Linked DNA regions of Homo sapiens: region 2 is linked to region 1. Evidence: read pairs that join two places in POLR2A ChIA-PET (ENCODE). Cell type or tissue: MCF 10A. All regions are shown on one strand. Each heading gives the region's core, and the rest is flanking DNA. Links, peaks and the distances in the headings are about the cores only. Region 1 overlaps PCCA (propionyl-CoA carboxylase subunit alpha). Region 2 has its middle 35 kb from the start of LINC00554.

The links. Peaks named below come from ENCODE experiments on the same cell type or tissue, not always from the same donor. Only the 100,000 strongest peaks of a DNase experiment are listed, where the experiment ranks them.
Region 2: POLR2A ChIA-PET joins it to region 1 with 5 read pairs; 5 of 35 experiments call an interaction of 5 or more read pairs at or near these places.

What each region holds. Positions count from the first base shown.
Region 1 is chr13:100,175,070-100,177,988 of GRCh38, forward strand. The region is part of intron 6 of PCCA (propionyl-CoA carboxylase subunit alpha); the gene reads left to right. Among named protein-coding and RNA genes, the nearest start is that of PCCA, 87 kb to the left of the region's middle. In MCF 10A, for the core only: no CTCF peak of the experiment used is centred there; a DNase peak (open chromatin) is centred at 1,882.
Region 2 is chr13:100,031,224-100,034,142 of GRCh38, forward strand. No RefSeq gene overlaps it. Among named protein-coding and RNA genes, the nearest start is that of LINC00554, 35 kb to the left of the region's middle. In MCF 10A, for the core only: no CTCF peak of the experiment used is centred there; no DNase peak of the experiment used is centred there.

The sequences.
Region 1 (2,919 bases), core at 324-2,823:
TAAATGAGTCCTTGCTTATGTAAGTCAGATATTTTGTTATTTTGATATCTAAGTAATTGGTTATTATGATTTATTTTTTTCTTGACAAGCTTCTGAGCTTTGTTCAGTCTTGTCAAGTCCCTGGTGAGTTTTAGATCTCTGAGTCTAGAGTTTGTTGATCGAATTAATGAATAAACCAATAGATTAGTACATTGTTGATTTTTTTTTCCCCCAAACCTTAGATCCTATTTGCTCTCTTAGGAAACTGTTTGAAAGTATTGCAACTTTTAGAGAAGTTTTGCAAATCTTAGCCACATGTCTACTAATGTTTTGCACACTATTTTTAGTTGATGAAATGTAAGCAATTTATATTTGTCTTAACTTTCCATCTATAAGGTAGTGAGAGTGGTGACAGGCTGCTCTGTTTTGCAGCTAGCATCTTTAATTGATGTTGAATTGTGGCTTTCCGTGCACACAGGGTTAAGTGAAAAGGTTGCAGTCATCTAGTGAGCATTTTCCTTTAATGTGCTCATTAGTGGTGGCAAGTCCAGGTTTCAGCACATGTCAGTAATTTACATTTCATTGTGGAGAGGCTGCCCTTGTTCAAGAGTTGTTTCTAAGCCTGATGAATATATATTGGGAATAAACAGAGTAGAAGAATTGAAAGCCAAATACCCTGCCAGGCCTTTCAGTTGGTTCTGAAGCTTCCAGTGGATCTCTGATTAGCAATGCATAAAGCAGGATGAAAATGCAAAGATGAGGCCTACAAAAGTTGTCGCAGGTAGCTTCTCCCCTTAAATCCTCTTTTTGTGACTGCTTTTCCATTTCATCTTCTCCAAATTCTTTTTTCATGGCAGACTTCGTTAAAGTGAAAATACTCTGTGTTAGACGTAAGATGTGAATACTACAGGATCTACCTGGTTCCTGTACCCCTTCTAACTATGAAGCCAAGTCTGATCGTTATGCAATGAGTTTTCAGAAGCAAAGGGCTTGATAGGCCTCGGTTCTTAGGGATCAGATGATTGTGATTGGAATCTTTGTGATGATTCCTTCTGGGACTCATTTTTTCCATCTTTGCCTGATTGGTAGGTACCAGCTTGTTCTGGCTTTTGAAAGCTTGCATAGATCAGTAAAGAATAACTGTGGAGGCTGTGGTCAGTGTTGTTGGGGATAGAGACAGGACTCTGAAATTGTGGTGTTTGGGAAAATCCAGAAATTTTCTTTTTGTAGAAAAACTTCATATATTAAAATGAAGCATTTTTGGAACTTGGGATTTGATTACAAGTTACTTCATGCATAGATGGTGTAGCTTTAGAAAACTCAGGCCTAGCTGTTTTTAGAAGAAAATGTTATAATTCTTTATACATTTTAAGTTTAATTATTTACATGTGTATAAAAATTTGGGTTTATTGCAAGAAGGTACGTTTTGATATTGCTGTTTCTGTGTGTTTGTATGATACATCTACCCATGTATCTGTCTACTTATTTATCTTTGTGGTGCTAGTCAAAACTTGCAGCTTAAGAGAATTTGTTCAGAATTGGTGGTTAGAATCAAAAGTGAGTGAATTTATGACTTACATTATTGAAAAACATTGACAAATGTCAGGACTCAAGTCCGATTTTTATTATTTTACTGTAAATCCAGTTAGATGTGATTTAGCACTTGGATCATTTAAATATAAAGGCATGTTAGTCACAGTTTAAGTCTTTATATTAGTTTTTTTAATTAGGTAGAGTTTTAACAGAGGAGCAACATGGAAAATGTTTATGTGTATGAGGATAAAAATGCAAGTCTTGAGAATATTAGTTTAGTAATGTTCTGATTAGTGTTTGTAGCCTTTGTAAAAAATGTAAATTTACCTTCTAGATGACTACTTGAAACTGTTGTTTTTGGATGCTTGCCAGATAAAAGCCCTGTGGGATTAAGTTCTGGTAAATCGCTTGCAAATTTGTGAGGGATATCAGTGACTTTGAGTGTTTAACTGTCCAAGCTGTCATCTACATGCGTCCTATCACTGCATTGGGTGAAAAAATTAAGTTTCTCAGCCAGTTAGAATTAAAGGTGACATCTGCTTTTAATTGGTGTTTTATTTTCTTCCAAGTCAGTAAAAATTCAGTAAGACATGAATTATCAAATTTTGCAATGCTAAGCAACTTGTCAAGTGACAGTAAGCACTACCTTGAGCAGTTGTACAGATGGGAAGTGTTAAAATGTTGATTAATCTTCCAGAGTTCTGATTATGAGAAGACTAAAGCTTATATCATCATTGCCAGCTTTCTAGTGTCAGAGTAGTATTTATTTGTTAATTTTGTAGACCTTTTTCAATTACTGACAAATTGTGTCTTGCATAATGAAAATTTTACTAGTTTTAATAAGACTTGGTCTATTAGACTAAGGGTCATAGATGGCAATGTAGAATTCATGTTTCTGTTGTCTATTATTTAGTAAACATATTAGATTCTTTTTAGTAAAAAACTGAAAAAAATCTAAACGTGAGCTTTAAGTTTTATTCTGTTATACACATTCATCCTGTGTTGAGAAGGGAGTATCTGTTTGAATCTTGGCAAAGGAAGTCTTGCCTGGGCCCCCTGTTGAAAAAGAAAATGGATTATTTCTGTTTTTACCATTTATAAAACATTTTAAGATGTAAAACATAAGGACGAAAAAAATCATCACCTTCAAGTAGTCCATGTAAAAATAACTCAAGTCTTCAAACATTCTCAGAACTAAAAAAGACCAAAGAAAATATTCCCATCATACTGATTATGTTTCAATTTTCTAGTTACTAAAAATTAGAACATGGCACTAAGTAGACTATATAAAGTATGTCTTTAAAAATTCAACTGTGAAGGAGATCTTTTTTTTTTGATAATCATTAATATGAAAGTGAAGTTTCTCTTTTCCCTGTTATAACAGTTCTATGTAGTAGTAGAGGTAGA
Region 2 (2,919 bases), core at 260-2,759, 140 kb before region 1:
AAAAAGAAATAAATCAAGAAGAAACAGAGTTAACAACTCAGTAGAAAAATGTAGAAAGTATTTTAACAGTTTCAGAAAAAGAAATCTTAAGTACGTGAAATGATGTTCAACCTCACTCATGAATTAAAACCCTTTTGAGATGAATCATTTATCACCTATCTTATGTGCAAAAATTCTAGAGTTTAATAACACACTTTGTTGGAGAGGTGAGAAAAGGGAAAATAGGTATATTGCTGGTTTAAGAACAAAAAGGTACAAACTTTATTAAGGAAATTTGGTTATATATATAGAAACTTTACAGTTACATTTACCTTTTGTCTTAGTTTCCTACTGCCTAACAAATTGACACAGACTTAGTGGCTTAAAATAACACAAATCTATTATTTTACAGTTCTGGAGATCAGAAGTCTAAAATGGGTCTTCACAGATGTGTTCCTTCTGGAGACTGTAGGGAAGCATCTATTTTCTTGTCATTTCCAGTTTCTGGAGGCTGCCTGCGTTCCTTGGTTCATGGACCCTTCGTTCATTTTCAAAGGCAGTACTGTGGCATCTTCTCTCCTTTCTGACCTGCCTCCCTTTCTTTTTTTTTTAAGGTTTTTTTTTTTTTAAATCAATGTTGACCAGGTTGGCCTTGAACATGTAGCCTCGCCTTCCCGAGTGCCAGGGCAACCGGCCTGAGCCACGGTGGCTCCCCTGCCTCCCTTTCATAAGCACCCTTGTGATTACACTCATATTCAGGGTGGAAGTAAGGAGGTCTTTAAATCAATCACTTCTTCAGAATTCCTTTTGAATACAAGGTAACATATTCACACTTTGTTGGGATTAGTACATGGACATCTTTTTGGGGAGCATTATTCTGTCTACCACATCCTTTGACTTAGCATATCCACTTCTAGGAATCTATCATGCAGATATATCTGCATATACGAGGATATCTTAGTGGCATTGCTTATAGTAAAAGATTGGAAACAATTCAAGGTGTCCAGCAATAGGGGACTAGTTAAATAAGCAGCGGTATATCCACAAAATACAGTGCTAAGCAGCTGTAAAAGAGAATGAGGACGATCTCAGGGTACTAATACATAGAGAGATCTCTGGGATGTACTGAAAGTGAACAAAGCATGGAGGTGACCAGTTTATATATTAAGCTATCTTTTGTATAAGAGGAAAATACCATTTGCTTGTGTTATATAAAGAAATACTGAGTTGGCCGGGTGCGTTGGCTCACGCCTGCAATCTCAGCACTTTGGGAGGCCGAGGCAGTCAGATCACCTGAGGTCAGGAGTTCGAGACCAGCCTGGCCAACATAGTGAAACCTCGTCTCTACTAAAAATACAAAAATTAGCTGGGTGCAGTAGCATGCGCCTATAATCCCAGCTACTCAGGAGGCTGAGGCAGGAGAATCGCTTGAACCCAGCGGAAGAGGTTGCAGTGAGCTGAGATTCTGCCACTACACTCCAGCCTGGGCGACAAAAGCAAAACTCCGTCTCAAAAAAAAAAAAGAAAAGAAATACTGAATTTACAAAAAAATGAATAAAAATGCTTCTCCCTACAACTCGAGAGGCAGCTAAGGCTTGTTGGTGAATATCTTTTTATGTTATGCTATTTATTTATTTATTTATTTATTTATTTATTTATTTTGAGATGGAGTCTCACTCTGTCCCCCAGGCTGGAGTGCAGTGGTGTGATCTCGGCTCACTGCAACCTCCACGTCCCGGGTTCAAGGGATTCTCGTGCCTCAGCCTCCCAAGTAGCTGGGATTACGGGCGTGCACCACCACACCTGGCCAATTTTTTTGTATTTTTAGTAGAGACAGGGTTTCACCACGTTGGCCAGGCTGGTCTCGAACTCCCAACCTCAAGTGATCTGCCCACCTCGCCCTCCCAAAGTGCTGGGATAATGGGCGTGAGCCACCATACCCTGCCTATATTATTTAATTTTTTAATCATGAAAATATATTACACAGTAAAAATAAGACCTCATAGATAAATGCAAATTCTTGTTTAAAAAAAAAAGACTTCATGAAGCAGACAATTTTTTTTTTTCTGTTTTTCAGACAGCTTTTTATAATTTGAAGGGAGCTCTGAGCCACTGACCTCCCACCAAAGTGCCTGGATTTTCTAATTTGTGTCCTTGACTTGAATTCAGGTGCTGTGTTCAGTGGGTCCCAGTTAAAATACAAATGTGTAACATGCTAACCTAGATCTTCATTCATAATTTGATGTGCTTTAGAATCTTAAGTTTAGATAATCAGTTTCATGGAATACTCAGGAAAGTTCTGATGGAAGGCAAGAGGTTGGGAAATATTACAATAATGGGCCACCATATGTTGTAGGGGTGGGCCTTTGACACCAAGAGGCTGTACAAAGGCACTTGAGTGCTGGGAGCTTGGTAGTAGGGGGAGGAGTCCCAAATGTAACCCTCATCTAAGAGAAATTTAAACTTTTTTTTTTTTTTTTTTTTTTTTTGAGACGGAGTCTCACTCTGTCGCCCAGGCTAGAGTGCAGTGGCATGATCTCGGCTCACTGCAACCTCTGCCTCCTGGGTTCAAGCGATACTCCTGCCTCAGCCTCCTGAGTAGCTGGGACTACAGGCGGGTGCCACCACACCTGGCTAATTTTTGTATTTTTAGTAGAGACGGGGTTTCACCATGTTGGTCAGGCTGGTCTTGAACTCCTAACCTCGTGATACACCCATCTTGGCCTCCCAAAGTGCTGGGATTACAGGCGTGAGCCACCGCGCTCGGCTGAGAAGTTTAAACTTTTAACTATAATTGCTATGTAAACTGTAATCTTATCTCTAACTTAGTTTTTAGTTTAGCCCTGCCTGGAAAACCATGCTTTCTGTCCCATGAAACATAGATTTCATTTCACCTTCTTAGGTTATACGTTTCAACAGAACTACTTAGATTTGAGTCCT